Linked DNA regions of Homo sapiens: all the other regions are linked to region 1. The links are chromatin loops, found by intact Hi-C in ENCODE. Cell type or tissue: CD4-positive, alpha-beta T cell. All regions are shown on one strand. Links, peaks and the distances in the headings refer to the core of each region. The heading gives the core; the rest is flanking DNA.

Region 1 (4,554 bases), core at 352-4,351:
GGGACTGAGAAGACCGGTTTCTGCTCGGTGTTTTGCAACGTCACCCGCCTCCCAGACCGCTACCCCCAGACTAGTTATTTATAGGGTCCAGCCCCTCCTCCTAAGTTACAGCCTTTAGTTAGAAATGCCCAAGCTGCGGGAAAGTGGGTGTGCCCCGCCATGCCCCTCTCCCCGGGGGCTGGGCAAGACTCTGAGGTTTCATTTCTTTTTTATTTTATTTTATTTTTATATTTATTTATTTTTGAGTTTCGTTCTTGTTGCCCAGGCTGGAGTACAATGGCACGATCTCAGCTCACTGCAAACTCCGCCTCCCGGGTTCAAGCAATTCTCCTGCCTCAGCCTCCCAAGTAGCTGGGATTACAGGCACGCACCACCGCGCCTGGCTAATTTTGTATTTTTAGTAGAGACAGAGTTTCACCATGTTGGTCAGGCTGGTCTCAAACTCCTGACCTCAGGTGATCTACCTGCCTCGGCCTCCCAAAGTGCTGGGATTACAAGTGTGGGCCACCGCGTCCGGTCTTTATTTTTTTGAGAGAGGGTCTCGCTCTGTCGCCCAGGCTGGAGTGCAGTGGCGTTAACATAGCTCACTGCAGCCTCAATGTCCTTGGTTCAAGCTATCCCCTCCCGCCTCAGGCTCCTGAGTAACTTGGACCACATGTGTGTGCCACCATACCCTGCTAATTTTTAAATTTTTTTGTAGAGAAGGGGTCTCTTTATGTTGCCCCAGCTGGTATCGAATTCCTGGGCTCAAGTGATCCTCCTGCCTCTGCCTCCCAAAGTGGTGAGATTACAGGTGTGAGCCTCTGCACCCAGCTGGTTTCATATCTATTTGATGCAGAAATAAAAATACTGAAGATCACAGAGATTTTAGAATGGCCCCTTCTCGCTCCCTGAGGGGCAGAGAAACAGGGCTTTGTTTTGCAACTTGAAATTTCTTTGTCATGAGACCCTCCAAAATTATGTTTTGACCAGTTGGACTTGGAATGGGGGACACACCTTGTGCAGCAAGGGTGTCTGAGCACAGAGAGGCTTTTGGGAGGCTGTGATGGGGACTCCTGGAAGCAGAGATCAAGAGCTTTGGGTGTAGGGATAGGTCTTTGACTGTGGAAGGAAGGATTCTGGGTCCTCTGATGAGTGGGAGGGCATCTAAGTTTGGGAGCATACTGAAGAAATGTTAGCTGGAGGGTCTTCGTGGGGTGGAAAGTAGATGGCTCCTGCCTGCATTGCAGGGTGGACCCATCCGTTTGGGCTCTGGGATTCAGGGGAGGAGGATAGCAGCTGGATATAAGGCTACTGTTCTGTGTCAGGAGGGCACTCAGGGATGTACTGAGATGATGGGGTTGGAAGGGCCCAGGGAAGGGTGACTTTGAGAAAAATTGCATCTCAGTTGAAGGGGTTTGATAGAGGCCTGAGTGACTGGCCCTTCACTTCCAGATCCTGCTGGGTAAGGACACAGGAGGCAGGCTTTGGGGTTGAAGAGTTTATTTATTGCTCTGCCCCCTTGGCACAGCAAGCCCAGGCTCTACCAGCAACGATAGTCGGGATAGGTCTCAGACACAAACTCAGGATGGATAACATAGTTGTTTCTCTGGGGACCACCAGACTTCTTGAAGTGACTTGTGTCCCATCTACAGGAAGAGATGGGTCAGCCGTTTTGGATCCTCATATGTCAAAGTGAATATCTGACTCCAGTTTGCAATGCTAACCTTATCCCTACACTTTGTCTATAGCACTGACCTTGGGTTCCAATACTGACCTCCTGACCTTAGGTTCTACTGTTAAGTTGCTGATACCCAATATTTCCTCCTTAACATCGACTTCTTACTCATTACTTCAAGCTCTGAACCAACGCCTTTGGCTGTAAGCCCACTGCCAACCTGTAACCCTTCAATACCGGCCTCCTAGCCCTCTCTTAAGGTCCTCTGTCCTTACCACCTTTGACTGCTCCATGCCACTAGCTCCCCCTCGTGGTATGTGCCTGTCAGTGCACCGCGGAGCGTTCTCATCCCGTCTACCAGACATCCTCCCCCAGCCCCGCCTCACCAAGCCTTCAGGGTGCGTGTGCAAATGAGTGTGTGCGCGTTAGACTTACCTAAGGTTCGGATATGGGTAGTATGACGGCGGGGGAGTTGTAACAGCACACTGCATTCCGGGCCGGTGCTCGTAGGGAGGTACACATCTGGAGAAGGAGGAAGCCGCGAGCATGGAGGGGTTGGGCCTTTTGACTCTCATCCCCCGATTTAGACCAAGCCCCTGGGCGGCGCTTCAGGTGTCCGTCCCAAGGCTCGGAAATCCTCCTCTCCTTCTTCCTCACCCTTCAAAACCCCCACTGCAGCACCGATTCGGGAACCCCCCTTGGAAGACTCCCTCCCGGCAAGGCCTCATTTCTGCCGTTGAGGAAAGAGCGCTGGACCCTGGGGAAGGTCGGGCTCCGGGCGTTGAGGACCTGGAACCACCGGATCCCCGCCACTGGACAGCAATTTCTCCAGCAGTAGGACGAGGCATCATTTCTGAGCTTCCTAGAGGCTCAGACACTTTCCCACTCCCCTATGCCCTTGAGAGGGATAAGACTCAGTCTTGCACAATGAATCAGGCTCTCTCGGCCTGGAGAGGGGCGGGGGATCACTATGGACCCCCACTGCACAGCTCTCTGGGCTACCGCGGACAAAGTTCTCCCAGGCTTGGCTGCCGCCGCGTGCAGGACGAATGCCGAGCTGCAGTCTGGGCTCCAGCTGTGCGCTCGGGCCTCAGTTTTCTTAGCAGTAACACGCGAGGGTGCCTACCTCCGCAGGTGGTGCGGGATCCGAGGAGGCCAGAGCCATTCTGGTAAAGTGGTCACCATTTCCCGGCTCACGTAGCCCCCAGGAATGACCGCACCCACTACCGACGGTGACGGGGGACCAGCAAGAGAGGACATTTTTCTGAGAACGCAGGGCACTCCACAGGCTAGAACCTGCGTCTCTAGGGCCAGGAGTCCAGGAAAGGGGGCAGGGCCAAGGAGATGGGGGAAGAGGATGCGACTGATGTGCGGGGTTTCTTCCTCAAAAACCCTCTGACGGGACCTCCAGAGCATATAGAGAGGCCAGGTTGACCTTGAGCCCAGTTTGAGAGGGACAGGGGTCGGGGACTTGGAGTAACCTTCGTGCTGGTTCTCCCGCCTCAGTTGTTAGTTCAGGCCTTGGAGCCCGAGGGCGGGACACGGCAGGGCCTCGAGAGCGTGCAGCGCGGGGCTAGAGCAGGCTGGGGGCCTGCACGGAAGCTGGCCGGGCTGGAAGGGGGCGGGGTTCTGGGGCGGGGCTTGTGTGGGGTGGAGCCCGGCTGAGGCGGGCGGAGCCCTGCGAACCTTACAGTCGGTTGCTCCCGGCACCAAGGCCGCAGGCGGCGGTCGGTGCAGGGCGCCCCGCTGGCGTAGTAGTCCATCCCGCGCAGACAGTAGTGGCGGCCCGAGCAAGCACTTTCGTAACCATGGAAGGGCAGGCGGCCGGGCAGCGGGTCCACGCACCCGCATCGGGGCGTGATCCGCGGCAGCTGCTGGTTCCGCGACAGTGAGTTCAGCATGTTCACCATCACTTCGCGCTCTGCTCCCGCGGGTCCCCAGCGCAGGAGACCCAAAGACAGATGCACAGGGATGGGAAGAGGCCGAGTCACGGACAGAGTGAGGCGGAGACAAAAGCCAGGACGGATAGATTCAGGGTTCCACCCTCTCCAGGACCCTCGGCCTCCTCCCCGTCCTTCAGGTACCCATCCCGCCCTCCTCCCGGCCTTCCCCAACCCTCTCCACCCGTTCTTTCCAACGCCCCACTACCACTCTTTACCGTAGGCATTGAGCCGCTCCGGCCTAGGAGGGCATTCCAAGGGCATTCCTCGAACTGCTGTCTCCATCCTGGCCTCCTGGAAGCGGCACACATGCTACCTCAAGCTCTGACCTGGCAGAGCTGCTCCCTTTTAGGGGTCCTCCCAGAACACCCAGACCTATCGCCACGCCGCAACTTCTCCCGCCCTTCAGCAGCTCCCCACCTCTCCAGGGCTCTGTGTTGGCGGCTGTCACCGGGCAACGCTTTTACATCGCCAACAGGGGCGGGGTGGGGTAGGAAGGGCTGAAGGTGGATGGGGTTTGGCTCCTGGGCCTGTGACAACCCTGTCTCAGCGTTTGCCTTTGATTTTACCCCTCTTTGTCTAGCTGACTCTGTTTAGCTGTGTCTGGGTGTCTCTCTAATAGGGGGTTTTCAATATTGCTTGTCATTCCGGAGAACTTGTGAAAGATTCGATTCTTGAGGAAGTTCTAATTCAAAAGGGTTCCATCAACCCAGGGTCAGCCATCAGCCTGCAGTTAAGAGCCCCGGCTCTGGTTTTGGGTCCTCTCAGGTGCCCTTGAGTTTGCGGCCGTGGCTGGACCTTCTCCTATGTCCTTGGAAGACTCTCCTGTATCTGCACTGCTATTGAGTAGCCTTAGTCTTTCTCCTTCCGTCTGTGCTCACATCACAAAGGAGGAGAAGGTGGAGCAGGGAGATTCATTGTATCACTGACTCCTTGGCTAGCCCCAGTATCACAGAG
Region 2 (4,554 bases), core at 349-4,348, 370 kb before region 1:
AATAAAATCAAAATGCAACAGAGATTGTGTCTGGACTGCAAAGCGTAAGATATATACTAACACTTTACAGAAAAGGTTAGGCAATCCTTTATGTAAAAAGCTGACCAGGCACAGTGGCTCCTGCCTGTAATCCCAGCACTTTGGTAGGCTGAGGCAGGCGGATCACAAGGTCAAGAAATCGAGACCATCCTGGCCAACATGGTGAAACCCCGTCTCTACTGAAAAAACAAAAATTAGCTGAGCACAGTGGTGTGCGCCTGTAGTCCCAACTACTTTGGAGGCTGAGGCAGGAGAATGGCTTGAACCCACAAGGCAGAGGTTGCAGTGAGCCAAGGTCACGCCACTGCACTCCAGCCTGGCGACACAGCGAGACTGTCTCAAAAAAAAAAAAAAAAAAAAAAAAAAGTTAACATTTAGGATAGCGGGGTGAATATATCTCTATCTCTATCGTTCTTTGCAACTTTTTTACAACTCTTAAAATTATTCCAAAATAATTTTTCCCTAAAAATTTGGTGTTTTGTTTTGTTTTTTTTTTGAGACAGAATCTTGCTCTGTCGCCCACACTGGAGCACAGTGGCACAGTCTCGGCTCACTGCAACCTCTGCCTCCTGGGTTCAAGTGATTCTTGTGCCTCACCCTTCAAGTAGCTGGGATTACAGGTGCACACCACCACGGCCAGCTAATTTTTCTATTTTTAGTAGAGATGGGGTTTTGTAATGTTGGCCAGGCTGGTCTCGAACCCCTGGCCTCAGGTGATCCACCCGTCTCAGCCTCCCAAAGTGCTGGGATTACAGACGCAAGCCACCACACCTGGCCAAAAAGGTTTTTTTCTTATAAATTTTTTAAAAAATATTTTTTATGGAGACAGGGTCTCGCTACTTGGCCCAGGATGGTCTTGAACTCCAGAGCTCAAACAATCCTCCCACCTCAGCCTCCCAAAGTGTTGAGATTACAGGTGTTAGCCACCATGTCCCGGTTCAAAATGTTTTTTTATTAATTGGTAAGCCAATAGATTCAAGCACTTATCCTACCATACAGTATAAGAAGTTTGTAATTTTTGTAGAGACAGGTCTCACTACGTTACTCAGGCTGGTCTCGAACTCCTGGACTCAAGCAATCCTCCCACCTCTGCTGGGACTACTGGAGTAAGCCACCATGCCCAGCAGGAAACAATCTATGTAAATATTCCATGTAACAAATGAAAAATAAATGACTTATATTTCCTTTTTTTTTTTTTTTTTTGAGACAGAGTTTCGCTCTTGTTGTGCAGGCTGGAGTACAATGGTGGGATCTCTGCTCATCGCAACTTCCGCCTCCTGGGTTCAAGAGATTCTCCTGCTTCAGCCTCCCAAGTAGCTGGGATTACAGGCATGTGCCACCATGCTTGGCTAATTCTGTATGTTTAGTAGAGACGGAGTTTCTCCATCTTGGTCAGGCTGGTCTCAAACTCCTGACCTCAGGTGATCTACCTGCCTTGGCCTCCCAAAGTGCTGGGATTACAGGCATGAGCCACCACGCCCAGCCCGAGGTCCTGTCTATTAAAAAAAAAAAAAAAAAACAGCCAGGCACAGTGGCTCACACCTGTAATCCCAGCACTTTGGGAGGTCAAGGCGGGCAGATCACCTGAGGTCAGGAGTTTGAGACCATCCTGGCCAACATGGTGAAACCCCGTCTCAACTAAAAATAGAAAAATTAGCCAGTCATGATGGCAGGTGCCTGTAATCCCAGCTACTCAGGAGGCTGAGGTGGGAAAATCACTTGAACCTGGGAGATGGAGGTTGCAGTGAGCCCAGATCGCGCCACTGCACTCCAGCCTAGGCAACAAGGGCAGAAACTCTGCCTCATAAAAAAAAAAAAAAAAAAAAAAGACAATAAACAAATAATACACCCTAGTCAATGACATCCATTCTGAAGTGATTAAGAGTACCATTAATCATTTAATTCACTTTGAAAAGCATTAAAAACTTAGATAAAATAATGGCTGGCTAAACAGATGTGATAAAACAAATAGAGCAAAAAGGTAATAGAACATATGGATATTGACTGTACAACTCTCAACTTTTCTTCATCTGTGACCATTTTCATAATAAAGCATTGTGGGGAGGGATTTTGGCAGACAGAAAAGGAGTACAGGCGGCGGCTTGGGGTGGTAGATGTGTTAAACAGGAGCTACAACAAACATTTTTTTTTAAAAAGTAAAATTATGGATTACTTGTGGCTATCCACTCACTGCACAGTAAGTATTATTATAAGAACATCCCTGGTTTCAAGACATTTCAGACAGAAACTACTTCATGCAGATATGTCAGAGTAGAAGATAAACCAAAGTCAGGGAGTATGGCTGAAATCTTTGTGGAAAAAGTATGAAAAAGTAATGGCAGAGTGGGGGAACCAGGAACAAATAATGACCCTAAAGGCAAGAATATTTAAACTTGAAAACTGCCTGAGAACAGCCAGTGCTTTGTAAACGTGCACAATTTACAAAACCAAAGAAACACCGACCCGATTAAAATATTAACAAACAAGCACTTGATGGGTGAAAGAATCTCACCAAATATTTCAAGCAGAATAGTTATTAATAATCGCATTTTGCTGTAGGGGGCAGTCTGGGGCTTATATATGTTTCTACATTATCATTCTGATACTGTTTCACCCATACATTTCTAACTATAAAGTCACTATTCATTGCCATATGTAAGGTAAATGCCAATGACTGATTTATTCAGACTTAGCTTTTTCAGCTTAAGTATTATATGACACAAATACTGTATTTCTCTTCAGTAATATCTTTTTTATTCATAAAAGGGATAGACAGACTACTTCTGAAAGCATAGCCAATACACATAATAGTCATTTAACAATAACAATATAGTAACACTAGTGCTAGCATATTTATGAAAATAAATTTTAATGAGAACTTTAAGTATTTTTTTTAACTTTATAAAATACCCTGAGTCAAGAAAAAAATAATTTTCTTTGATAAACAATTCAATAAATATTTGATAAACAAAGCACCAAACATAAGAGTATAATAGGGAAGTTACCAGGCTGAGCTCTAGGAAGTGTCAAGAGGTCGGTACAGCTTGGGAAAAAAGAGGAAAAATCAGGATCAACTGGTAATTCTTAAGTTAAACAAGGTCAGTGCACCCTCCCCTGCAATAAACATTAGTGACATACACTAGGTCACATCTCAAGTTGAAAAATATCTTGCCAAGAAAAGTACCATCACTACAGCTCTTCCTCTGGATCTCTTACCCATTCATATGGCTTATTACGAACTAAGCTGCTTTCACAGTGGAAAATGTGAAATTTTTCAAATGAATCCAAATTTTTTTTAATTAGAGCTGTCACCCAGAAAAAAATTGGAAATAATAATAAAGTAGGATTATTTATGCCCACCACCAAAGATAAACATTAACAGTCTACTAAGCCTGTACTCATTAATGTTCAACAGTTTTGCATTAACTTTACATATTTTTTTCAGTTGATCAGGAAGTATACCTTTTCTAAGACATTTTATATCATAATTTTCAAATATTCTTATAATCACTTCATAATTGTGGAATGTTCACATAATTTTGTGGAATTTTCACATAAATTCACAAGAGAGTTGACATCTGAATACAATGTATATTCCACAATCTAATTAGCTAAAAAGGACATTACAGCTGGGCCCAGTGGCTCATGCTTGTAATCCCAGCACTTTGGGAGGTCAAGGCAGGCGGATCACCTAAGGTCAGGAGTTCGAGAGCAGCCTGGCCAACATGGCGAAACCTCGTTTCTACTGAAAATATAAAAATTTGCCAGGCATGGTGGCGCATGCCTATAATCCCAGCTACTCGGGAGGCTGAGGCAGGAGAATCACTTGAACCCAGGAGGCGGAGGTTGCAGTGAGCTGAGATCGCACCACTGCACTACAGCCTGGGCATCAAAGTAAAACTGTCTCAAAAAAAAAAAAAGGCATTATGAGGACCATTGAAAAAATATAAGTATGGTCTGTAGATGTTCTGATTTTTTATAATTGTACTGTAATTATGTAAAAAGATCCTTGTTTTTTAAAAAACACTGAGGTATTAAGTGAAGAAGAACCTTATTCACAACTACTTGTCAAACGTTTCTGGGAATAAACTGTAGGGAAAGGAAGAGAACAGGATAAAGTAGATGTGACAGAAATGTTAAAATCTGGGGAATCTGAAAAAAGGGTATTCAGTAATTATTCATATTCCCATTGCAACTTTTCCGTAAATCTCACAATGTATTTTTTTTTTTTTTAAATTGAGGTTCACGGTCAGGCCCAGGGGCTCACACCTATAATCCGGGCAGTTTGGGAAGCTGAGGTGGGCAGATCACCTGAGGTCAGGAATTCAAAACTGACTAACCTGGCCAACATGGTGAAACCCCTCTCTACTAAAACTACTAAAATTAGCCGGGTGTGGTGATGTACAAGTGTAGTCCCAGCTACTCTGGAGGCTGAGGCAGGAGAATCACTTGAACCCAGGAGGCACAGTTGCCGTTAGCCGAGATCAAGCCACTGCACTGCAGCCTGGGCAACAG
Region 3 (4,554 bases), core at 426-4,425, 1.4 Mb after region 1:
TCTCTGTGACCACAGGGATTCTCATCTCCTCTCCTCATCCCACTAAAGCCCAACTTTGCTTTGTTTTCTTGAAGTGTCTAAGGTGAGGGAAAGGGAAGATGATTGGCCAGATGTACAGACAATGGGATTGGCTCCTAAGGAGCATATTTATTGAAGGTCCTGAAGAGGAGAAGGAGGTTGGATAGCTCTGGTGCTGGAAGGTAGGAGGAGGGCTTCCTCTCACGTCTCCACGTTGGTACCTTAATACCTCCCTCTGTGTTCCTGGTGCTATTGTACCAATGCTCTCTGTGTACCTAAGAAGGGCTGCCAAAGGTTCTTCAAGGGTCAGGAGAAAGGGGTAGGTAGCAGTCATGAGTGGTGAAGACCAAAAATTATATATTTTGAGGCTAAGCAAGGAGGCGTGGAAAGGAAAGTGAGGCTAAGAAGTGTCCCTGAGAGTAGGCACCAGCAAGAGGTCACAACCCTCGAGAGCTGGTGTTCAGCAGTGAGGTCTGAATCCCTGGCTTCGTGACTAGTCTTGAGGTGAGGGTGGTGCTGTGCAACTGAGGGAGGATAACCAGATGGCACCTCCAATTCAGATTTTCTCATTCTCCATGAGAACTGAGAGTACCCCAACTTCTAGCCAAGAATCCTGTATGAGGCCCCATGCAGTGGGACTGCCAGGTGTAGGATTCTTAGTCCCAATTAAAGGCTCAACTGAAATGTCACCTCCACCAAAAAGGTGTCCCTGACTTCCCCTGTCTGTCTGGGCCCCTCCTATTGCCATCCATAGCTCCTTGTGCTACTCCTGTTGCAGTACACTGCATTATAATAGATCATTCCCTTGTATTCCTATTAGTCCATGAGTTCTTCAAGGGAGCTGTCTTTTCACCCGTATCTCTCATCCTAGCACAAGGCCTGGCACAAAATGGTTGCTGAGAGAACGTAGATTGCCTGATTAAACAATTGAGCTCATTCCTTCAAGAGGAAGAGAGAGCCAGTATTCAGGCATAACCCTGAGGTTCCATAACATGAATAAGGAGAGTGGCATCATCTGGTCTTTGACTGTGGTCAGGGCCACAATTCACAATTCCGTGCCTCAGATTAAGTTTTCTTGTCTTACCCATAGTCTGTCAGGATCTAAAGCCTGTCTAGATGTGGCTTTTGGCTTTGCTTCTTCTGTCTTGATGCTGATTGCCTGTAGTGCCAGTGCCCCCTTACACCAGGGAGGCTTTGTTGAGAGAGCAAGGTATAGGCAGTCACAATGCAGGTGGGCGGGAGCCAGGATTCCACTAGAGGAGTTCCGAATTCTGTCTGGAGTAGCAGGATACATTAAAAAAGCAGGAGGTGAGGCCCAAAGATCAAGGCCTGCTCGGAGGGCCGGGGGGCAGTCAAGTCCAAGCACTAGTGTAGGAATCAGTGCCCAGCATTCAGATGAAGAAGACTGGAGTTTGAACAGGGAGACTGGCAACTATACTTCAGATTCTGTTACAAGTGTTAGTGCTCTTAAAGTGGGACAATTGGAAGGTGGCTGTGGATTCCAGTGGGACCCTCTACTCTCTGTCCTGATTCCAAACTCCCTTCCTGTTGTGGGTGGACAAGGCCTGGCGGGGGAGGAGACATTATTTGGGATGCCATTTTGATTCTGTCTAACACAGTCCAGTTCCACAATCACATAATCACATTTGCATGATGACATCTCTTTATGCATAGTATGTCTCCATAAAACACATGGCTGTCTTTACAGGAACAATGTCTCCAGCCTAGCCCTCTCTCCTGAGCTTCAGACCCATATAGCCAGCTGTCTACTAGACTCTTGGGCCAGCATGTTTCATAAGCACTTCAAATGTCTTATGCCCAATTATTCCCTCCAAACCTGGCTCTCATCCTTTGTCCTCTGTTCATCCAACACATGCCTACCAAGCATCTACCCTTTTCTAGGCATTCAGTTAATGGCACCATTATCCTACCACTTACTTATGCCAAAAACTGGTGGCACTCCAGGCATTTCCCTCTCTCTTATCCTATACATCCACTGTTCCAATGGTCAGTTTCACTTTGTTAGCTTTTCTTTTCTTTTCCCTACTTTTCTTGTTTCTTTTCTTTCTTTTTTGACAGAGTCTCGCTCTGTTGCCTAGGCTGGAGTGCAGTGGTGCAACCTCGGCTCACTGCAACCTCCACCTCCTGGGTTCAAGCAATTCTCCTGCCTCAGCCTCCCAAGTAGCTGGGATTACAGGTGTCCGCCACCACACCCGGCTAATTTTTTGTATTTTTAATAGAGACGGGGTTTCACCATGTTGTCCAGGCTGGTCTCGAGCTCCTAGCCTCAGGTGATCCACCCCTTGGCCTCCCAAAGTGCTGGGATTACAGGTGGTAGCCGCTGCGCTCGGCCTGTTAGCATTTCTTGAACCTGTCCACTTCTCTCCACCTAAGCCCATCTACTTCTTTCCTGGTTATGACCAGTGCCTCACAATGTATTCACTTGCCTTTCCATACCTCCTCTCTTAGCCTCACAACTCCAGTCTTGTCTTTCTCCAGTCTACCCTATTGCCAGAGTGATCTTGCAGAAACAGAAATTCGTTCATGTTATTGTCCTACTTAAAACCTTCTAGTGACTCTCAGTTGCCCTCAGGATATAATTCTAGCTTTTAACTTGGCACAGAAATTCCTGCACAATTCTGCCCTTCTAGAGCAGAGTGGGCTCTTCTCCCCACCACTCTATGCATCAGGCATAGTGCATTGCTATAGATTCCTGCTGTGCCTTGCCCTGTCATGTCTCATCTTACAGCACTCTTTACTTGGCCACCTCTTCTTACTCATCTTACAGATATCAGCTGAGAAGTCATTCCTTCCAAGGCTTACTATTCCTCAAGCACTCCAGATAAGATGCCCCTTTTTTTTCTGCTCATGCAGCAGTCTAGGATAACCTTGATTATAGCAATTATTAGAGTGAATTATAATTGTCCTTGTACTTATTGGTATCTCTCATTAGAGTGCCAAGTATTTTGTCTTTGAACCCCCATCAGCATTACCACTTCCATAGCTAGCTCAATGCCTGGCACATAGTTGGTGCTCAATAAATGTTTGTCGAATGAATAAAAACAAAGGTTACACTTGATATTTCTGTACACATCACATATACTGTTATGGACTACCCAGGACTCAACATCCCCACTATTAGGAGGGGACCTCAAATATAATTGTTCGGGGTTGAATGACATGAATTTCTTTATAAAACTTCCTGTTTAAACAGGAAGATGAAGAAGTTCAATTTGAAGAAGAAAAAGAAATACAGTGGGCTTGAGGAGTAGGGAGTAGACAGGAGGTTCTGAGTAGGGGAATAAGAGGACTGAACACATCCTGCATTTTTTTTTTTGAGACATTCTGTCACCCAGGCTGGAATACACTGGCACAATCACGGCTCACTGCAGCCTTGACCTCCTGGGCTCAAGTAATCTGCCCACCTCAGCCTACTAAGTAGCTGGGGCCACAGGTGTGCACCACTATGTCTGGATTATTTTATTTTATTTTTGTAGAGATAGGGTCTCACTGTCTTGTCCTCACTGTCTAACTCCTGGGCAATTAAGTGATCCTCCTGCCTCAGCCTCCCAAAGTTTTGGGATTACAGATGTGAGCCACCTTGCCAGCCAGAATTTGCAAGAAAATAAGAGTAACCGAATATGTTAACATAAGCAAACAAAGTTGGTGGTGGGGCGGGAGGGCAAGGGTGGGGAGGTGGAGGGTCCCTGCATGGGAAAGGGGAAAGTAAATTTCATGGAGGAGGGATAAGCATTTAGAATTACCTGCTTGTCTTTATGTTTTAGGCCTGTCATCGTAGCTCTATTCCCATCATAAAGGGAAAGGAAGTATGAAGGACCAAAATAAATGTCATAACATCTATTGAATTCAGTCTAGAAAGACCAGAATCCTTATAGCAGGTCAGGGTGGCCCTCTTACTGAAGGTAATCCCTATAGACATGAATTTCCATAACACAGGTAGGCATGCTCATGCATAGGATGGCATGTTTTTGCAAGTTCATCTGTACGCAGCATGCCACTAACAGGACTGTCAAGAGTACTAATCACAGGCTGAGGCTTGGAAACAGCAGGGCCAGAGGACACAGGTCTCCCCTTTGGTAACAGAACTCAAAGCTTTTGGGTACCCAGCATGGGCCTGGCATGCAGGGGTGACAGCCTTTTAATGGAGTTCCACCAAAGGGACTAAGGTCTTTGTCATGTCAGAACAGCAAGTCTCCTGGGGACTGTCCAGGGTCCTGGGCCATCTCTGCTTTAGGGTCTGTAGGCTCTCTGGGCCCTATATCTGGGGTGGGCCATGACCCTTCTGTTTTTTTTTGTTTTTTGTTTTTTGGTTTTTTTTTTTTTTTGAGACGGAGTCTCGCTCTGTTGCCCAGGCTGGAGTGCAGTGGCGCAATCTCGGCTCACTGCAAGCTCCACCTCCCGGGTTCACGCCATTCTCCTGCCTCAGCCTCCCGAGTAGCTGGGACTACAGGCACCTGCCACCACGCCCGGCTAATTTTTTGTATTTTCAGTAGAGACGGGGTTTCATCGTGTTAC
Region 4 (4,554 bases), core at 317-4,316, 120 kb before region 1:
AGCTGGCTCCTCAGACTCTGGATACACTTGGATTTCAGAACCATGATTTCATCCAGCTGGGTCACAAAATCTTCAAAATCCTGAGAAGGAAACAAGGGACGAATACAGCTTTTGCTCTTGCTGGCGCTCTGCCAGATCTGCTTTTTCAGTCCCTCCTCTGGCAGGAAAGTTTCAGAACCCAGGCCACTCTTCCAGCGGGAGAACATGTAGGATAGTTGCTATGGCACAGGGTGGGGCCTGCTGCTCTGCATTCGAGACACTTTCCAAGCAGAGGAGTATTTTGTAAGGCAGAAGGGTATTTGGTAGAAATACCTACGTGTGGTAGGCAGCAGACTGGTCACTGTTAGTCACAGGGAGGGGCCCCGACAAACCGCTAGGAAGGCAGAGCAGCTGAGGATAGAGGCTGGAAACATTTTAGCCTGGAAAAGGCGAGTGTTGCACCATCTCCCACCTGTACCTATACTCAAGATGTCTCAAAGGCGTGGCAAGAGGAGGTGTGAGGCCTCAGTTATGGTTAGTGTGTGCCAGGAGACCCTTTCCCCACACACAGCCACAGCAAACAAGGATGACCATCAAATTAGCTGCAGGCTAATTCCCAACAGCCTGTGAGTGTCCAGCCAGGGCTACTTACATTAGAAGCCAGCTGGCTCATCAGCGTCTCCTCCTTGAAGCCGAGCTCAGCCATTTCATCCAGCTGTTCCTGGTGTGCTCGGATGACCACCTGCCTGGGAACACCAGAGAGAACACTGTGATCTTCCTGGCCTCCCAGCCTCTCCTGGGTAGCTTTCTGGAGGTGATCTCATTTGTAAGCTGAGAGCTGCCTCTGCCGAAAATGGTCAAGGTTTTCACCAAGGCCAGCTTACCAACCAGCTCCCCCTCACCTGCTCTTTCTCAGGATTAGGTAAGGAATTACGGAGTACCAACGAGATACAGGGAGGGAGACAGGGGCTTCCCAAGTTGTCTCCTGCCTCCCCAGCTGTACTGAGGGGGCAGGGCTGGGTGCTGCTGCTCTTCCACAGGAGCTGCCCATTTCCCACAGCTTCCCTGCAGAAAGGCTCTCAAGGCTGTGACTGCAACTGGCATACTTGGCACAAGATGGAGCCTATTGCCTGGTCTGCTATCATTTCTACTTCCTGTGGAGGGCCCGGGACCAAAGCAGAGGGTTGGAGCTAGAAGCAGACTAGCTCACCTGCGTACCCCTGCATGGCTTCTCTTTGTCCATGACAAAACAGTAAGCTGGAGTGGAGGGTGGGTGCCAAAGGGGCTCAAGTCTTAGGGAAAGTGTCCAACTTACTGCGCTTGCTCCAGGGTGGGCTGACGGAGTGTCCCTGCAGTCTTGGGAGAGCAGCTGGGAACCAAGGGAGAACTTGGCCTTGCTAAGCACCTTGAGATCGGCCTGGGTTTGAGCCATGTGACATTTTCACTGTTGCAGGGCAACTTGATGGGGTCTGTGGACAAACCAAACTCCTGCCAACCAAGCCTTGTAGGATGTTTTCTCTCCTGGGCCCAGAGCTGGTCAGCCACATCACTACTTCCTGTTCGTGGGGTGAGTGTAGGTCCAGAATGGGGTACCCCCATATGTATGGTGGTGAAGGGCTTTCCTGGGAAACCCCAGGAGCCATCCAGCCCCGTCTCCTCTGCATCAGCATCATACTGCTCACTACCCATGTGTTCGTGGGAGAAAAGTACAGTCTCTCTGCTCTGGCAGGCCTCTCCTAGGTCTGCCTCCCTGCTGGGCAGCTTGTCAGCTGGGTGCTGACGGATGGGTGATGGGGACAGAGCTGGAAGATCACCACCAGGCTTATTATCAGGGGGAGATGAGGACAGCCACAGGTGCCTAGTTGCTGAAGACACTGGCAAGGCTGCCTCTTGATCACCAGATGGCACTGTGTGGCTCACAACTGGGCCCCCTGTGCTCTCTGCCACTAGACTGTGCGTAGCCCCATCCTGGACCAGCTGCTCCGAGGGAGGAGACCCTTCGTTGTCTGGGTTCTCCAGGAGGGACATGGTGAGGGGAGACATGAGTCCAGAAGCATATTCAGCATGCGTGCCTAACTGCCCCCTAGGATCCTCTCCTGGGACAGCATGACCGTTTTTCACAGTGCTGGTCACCTGGATTGGGCCGTCTGCACTGACTTCTCTCAGAGGTGTGGTGACTGTGTCTCTTTGGTCTGGGGATCCAGGAACTGCAACGTGGGACAATGAGATAGTGAAACCATCTTCCTCTGGGGATGGCAAGTTGCCCTCATTCTCCCCAGAAACCTCACTTTGGGAGGCATCCTTTCTGAGATCAAAGGAAGAGCCTCCACCTCTTTCCTGTCTATATATGAAATCTACCTGTGAACAGTATGGCTTCTCTGCCAGGCTGTCTCTGGGAGAAGGCCCTGAGGAAGTAGAGTTCTCTCTGCTCCAGTCCACGGGCCCCTTACTTGGGCTGCAGCTGTGATCGAGTGCTGCTCTTCTGTGGTTTATGGGGTCCCTGGAGTCCACCCAGCTTTTAGTTAGATCTTTCTTGTCACCTGTCCTGGGGCTAGAAAACAGACTCTGCTGTCTTTCTGCCACCTGCTTCTCAGGACCCTGTCCCCACGTCTGGTGCAGGAAGAATGAGTCTTCGCTATTCTCCAGGGTGTTCCTTTGCTTTGTGGCCCTCTGACTAGAGATGTGTGAAAAAGAATCTTCACTGAAATCACTGTCATCAAGTTCCTCTACTTGGGCTCCATCATGGTTTTCAGAGTAAGAGTGGAACAGAGGCGGAGTCTCATTCGTGAGCTGACCCTCTGGGGGCCTGTACTGGCGTAAAGACCTTTTCAGTGGTTGGTATTTTAACTTCTGTTGGAGGAGAGGTGGCTGTTGGAACTGCTGGTGATAGAAACGCAGATGTTCCTCCCTCTCCTTCTGATGTGGCGGGATGTTTGTCCAAGCTTCAGAGGCAGGCCTAGCAGGCGTGCCCCTCTGGCTGTCTTGACTGTACTCAGCCCTGTGGTGGGCGTTGCCAAAGGAGAGCTCAACTCGAGACACAAGCTGCTTCTGTACTGGCTGCACTGTCTGCACTTTCTTGCACTTGGTGGACAGCTTACCACGCACTAGGCCTTCTCCTGGGCCTGAGGCCCTGCTTTCCCACCCAAGGACAGTTTTGTTGCCCATTCGATTTTTCTCAGAGCACAATGGTGCTGACTCTTCTGGCTTTTTTTTGGCCACATGTCCAGAGCGCACAGTTCCTTTCACAGGGCTAGCATGAATGACCCACTCTTGTGAAGGACTCCCTCTGGAGCCACCCCTTTTACCAGAGACCTTAGGTGCAGAAGTAAAAGGAATGTTGGGTGGGTGGCTGGTCAGAGGATGGACCTTCCCTCTCGTGGAACCAGGGGCTGCCACTGTGAGTGACTGCTGAAATCCCAGCTTGACTTTTTTGGGAGAACATTTGTCCTCTGACAAAGCCCCAGGGGAGCTCTGAATTCGTTTTGGAGAGGAGTTTCCAGATGTCCGATTTCGACTGGTAACTGAAGTGCAACACTTAATGCCTTTCTTTAGTTCTTTGACCCTGTAAATAATCATTTTATGTTAAATGTGTATTTTCACATGTTCTGCAATTCCTTTTCTATAGCTTTCTGGGAAAACAAAAACCAAAGAAAAGTATTACAAGGATTGGGAGTTATTTCTTTATCTGGGATAGAATAAGAGGAAAAGGGAACATTCTGTTTCAGCATGAGATATCCCTCTGTACCTGAATGAAAAAGAGCAGTGTTGGCTGGTTGTAGTGGCTCACATCTGTAATCTCAGCACTTTGGGAGGTTGAGGCAGGAGGACTGTTTGAGCCCAGGAATTCAAGACCAACCTGGGCAACAGAGCAAGACCTCATCTCTACTAGAAATAAAAAAATTAGCCAGACATGGTGATGCGTGTCTGTAGGCCCAGCTACTTGGGAGGCTGAGGCGGGGAATATTGCTTGAGCCCTGGAGTTCAAGGCTGCAGTGAGCCATGATCACACTATTACACTCCAGCCTGGGTGACAGGGTGAGACTCTGTCTTTAAAAAACAAACGAGAAAGAACAGTGTCTTCTCTGAGGATGTAAGCATGCACCCAACATTCCATGATCAGAAGAAGCCTTTTGGAAATCACCACAGCCCCATGTAAGGGACAGGCCAGAGACGCCAGTCTCAGAAGTGCACTGTGTTTATGCAGGGCCCACACTGCTTCCTGGAGAGAGGCCAACTCAGGAGTTCGTGTCCACCACTTACCTGCAATTCCACAGAGTCCTCTTTTTCTGCAAACCACCCCCTTTCAGGCTTCTCTAGGAAGATGAGTTCCCTCAAACCTGCTGGGACCTCAGGAAGCAAAACCTCCAGAAATACACAGGCTTGTGCTCATTCCATGAAAGGAAAAATGACTTGTCTATTCCCAGGGTTTCTCAACCTTAGCACTATTGACATTTTGTACCAGATAATTATTTCTTGAAGGATGTTTAGCAGCATCCTTGGCCTCTGCTCACTAGATGCCAGTAGCACTTCTTCCCAGTCATGGCAATCAAAAACATCTTACCTACTAGGAGAGCA

Evidence for each region. Peaks named below come from ENCODE experiments on the same cell type or tissue, not always from the same donor. Only the 100,000 strongest peaks of a DNase experiment are listed, where the experiment ranks them.
Region 2: a loop joins it to region 1, with 4 times the contacts of the local background. A loop is called at or near these places in 5 of 110 quality-filtered maps.
Region 3: a loop joins it to region 1, with 9 times the contacts of the local background. A loop is called at or near these places in 2 of 110 quality-filtered maps.
Region 4: it touches region 1 in a loop (26-fold over the local background); 44 of 110 quality-filtered maps call a loop at or near these places.

The regions. Positions count from the first base shown.
Region 1 is chr9:34,377,554-34,382,107 of GRCh38, forward strand. SPMIP6 (sperm microtubule inner protein 6) reads right to left here. Exons shown (of 7, transcript NM_032596.4): 4 at 3,816-3,891; 5 at 3,349-3,578; 6 at 2,093-2,179; 7 at 1,466-1,628. The coding sequence ends at 2,093. It overlaps LOC124902144 (a long non-coding RNA gene), which reads left to right and starts at 3,347. Exons shown (of 2, transcript XR_007061464.1): 1 at 3,347-3,737. RefSeq lists an enhancer at 3,260-3,865. In CD4-positive, alpha-beta T cell, for the core only: CTCF peaks have their summits at 1,961 (motif pointing left) and 2,161; DNase peaks (open chromatin) are centred at 1,998, 2,828, 3,308 and 3,958; H3K4me3 peaks cover 2,148 bases.
Region 2 is chr9:34,008,583-34,013,136 of GRCh38, forward strand. The region is part of intron 2 of UBAP2 (ubiquitin associated protein 2); the gene reads right to left. Among named protein-coding and RNA genes, the nearest start is that of UBAP2, 38 kb to the right of the region's middle. In CD4-positive, alpha-beta T cell, for the core only: a CTCF peak has its summit at 2,566 (motif pointing right); a DNase peak (open chromatin) is centred at 2,589.
Region 3 is chr9:35,820,336-35,824,889 of GRCh38, forward strand. The region is part of intron 3 of FAM221B (family with sequence similarity 221 member B); the gene reads right to left. Among named protein-coding and RNA genes, the nearest start is that of FAM221B, 6.1 kb to the right of the region's middle. In CD4-positive, alpha-beta T cell, for the core only: no CTCF peak of the experiment used is centred there; no DNase peak of the experiment used is centred there.
Region 4 is chr9:34,254,441-34,258,994 of GRCh38, forward strand. It overlaps KIF24 (kinesin family member 24), which reads right to left. Exons shown (of 13, transcript NM_194313.4): 11 at 1,295-3,541; 12 at 632-725; 13 at 1-80. Among named protein-coding and RNA genes, the nearest start is that of KIF24, 73 kb to the right of the region's middle. RefSeq lists an enhancer at 1-1,158. In CD4-positive, alpha-beta T cell, for the core only: no CTCF peak of the experiment used is centred there; no DNase peak of the experiment used is centred there; H3K27ac peaks cover 530 bases.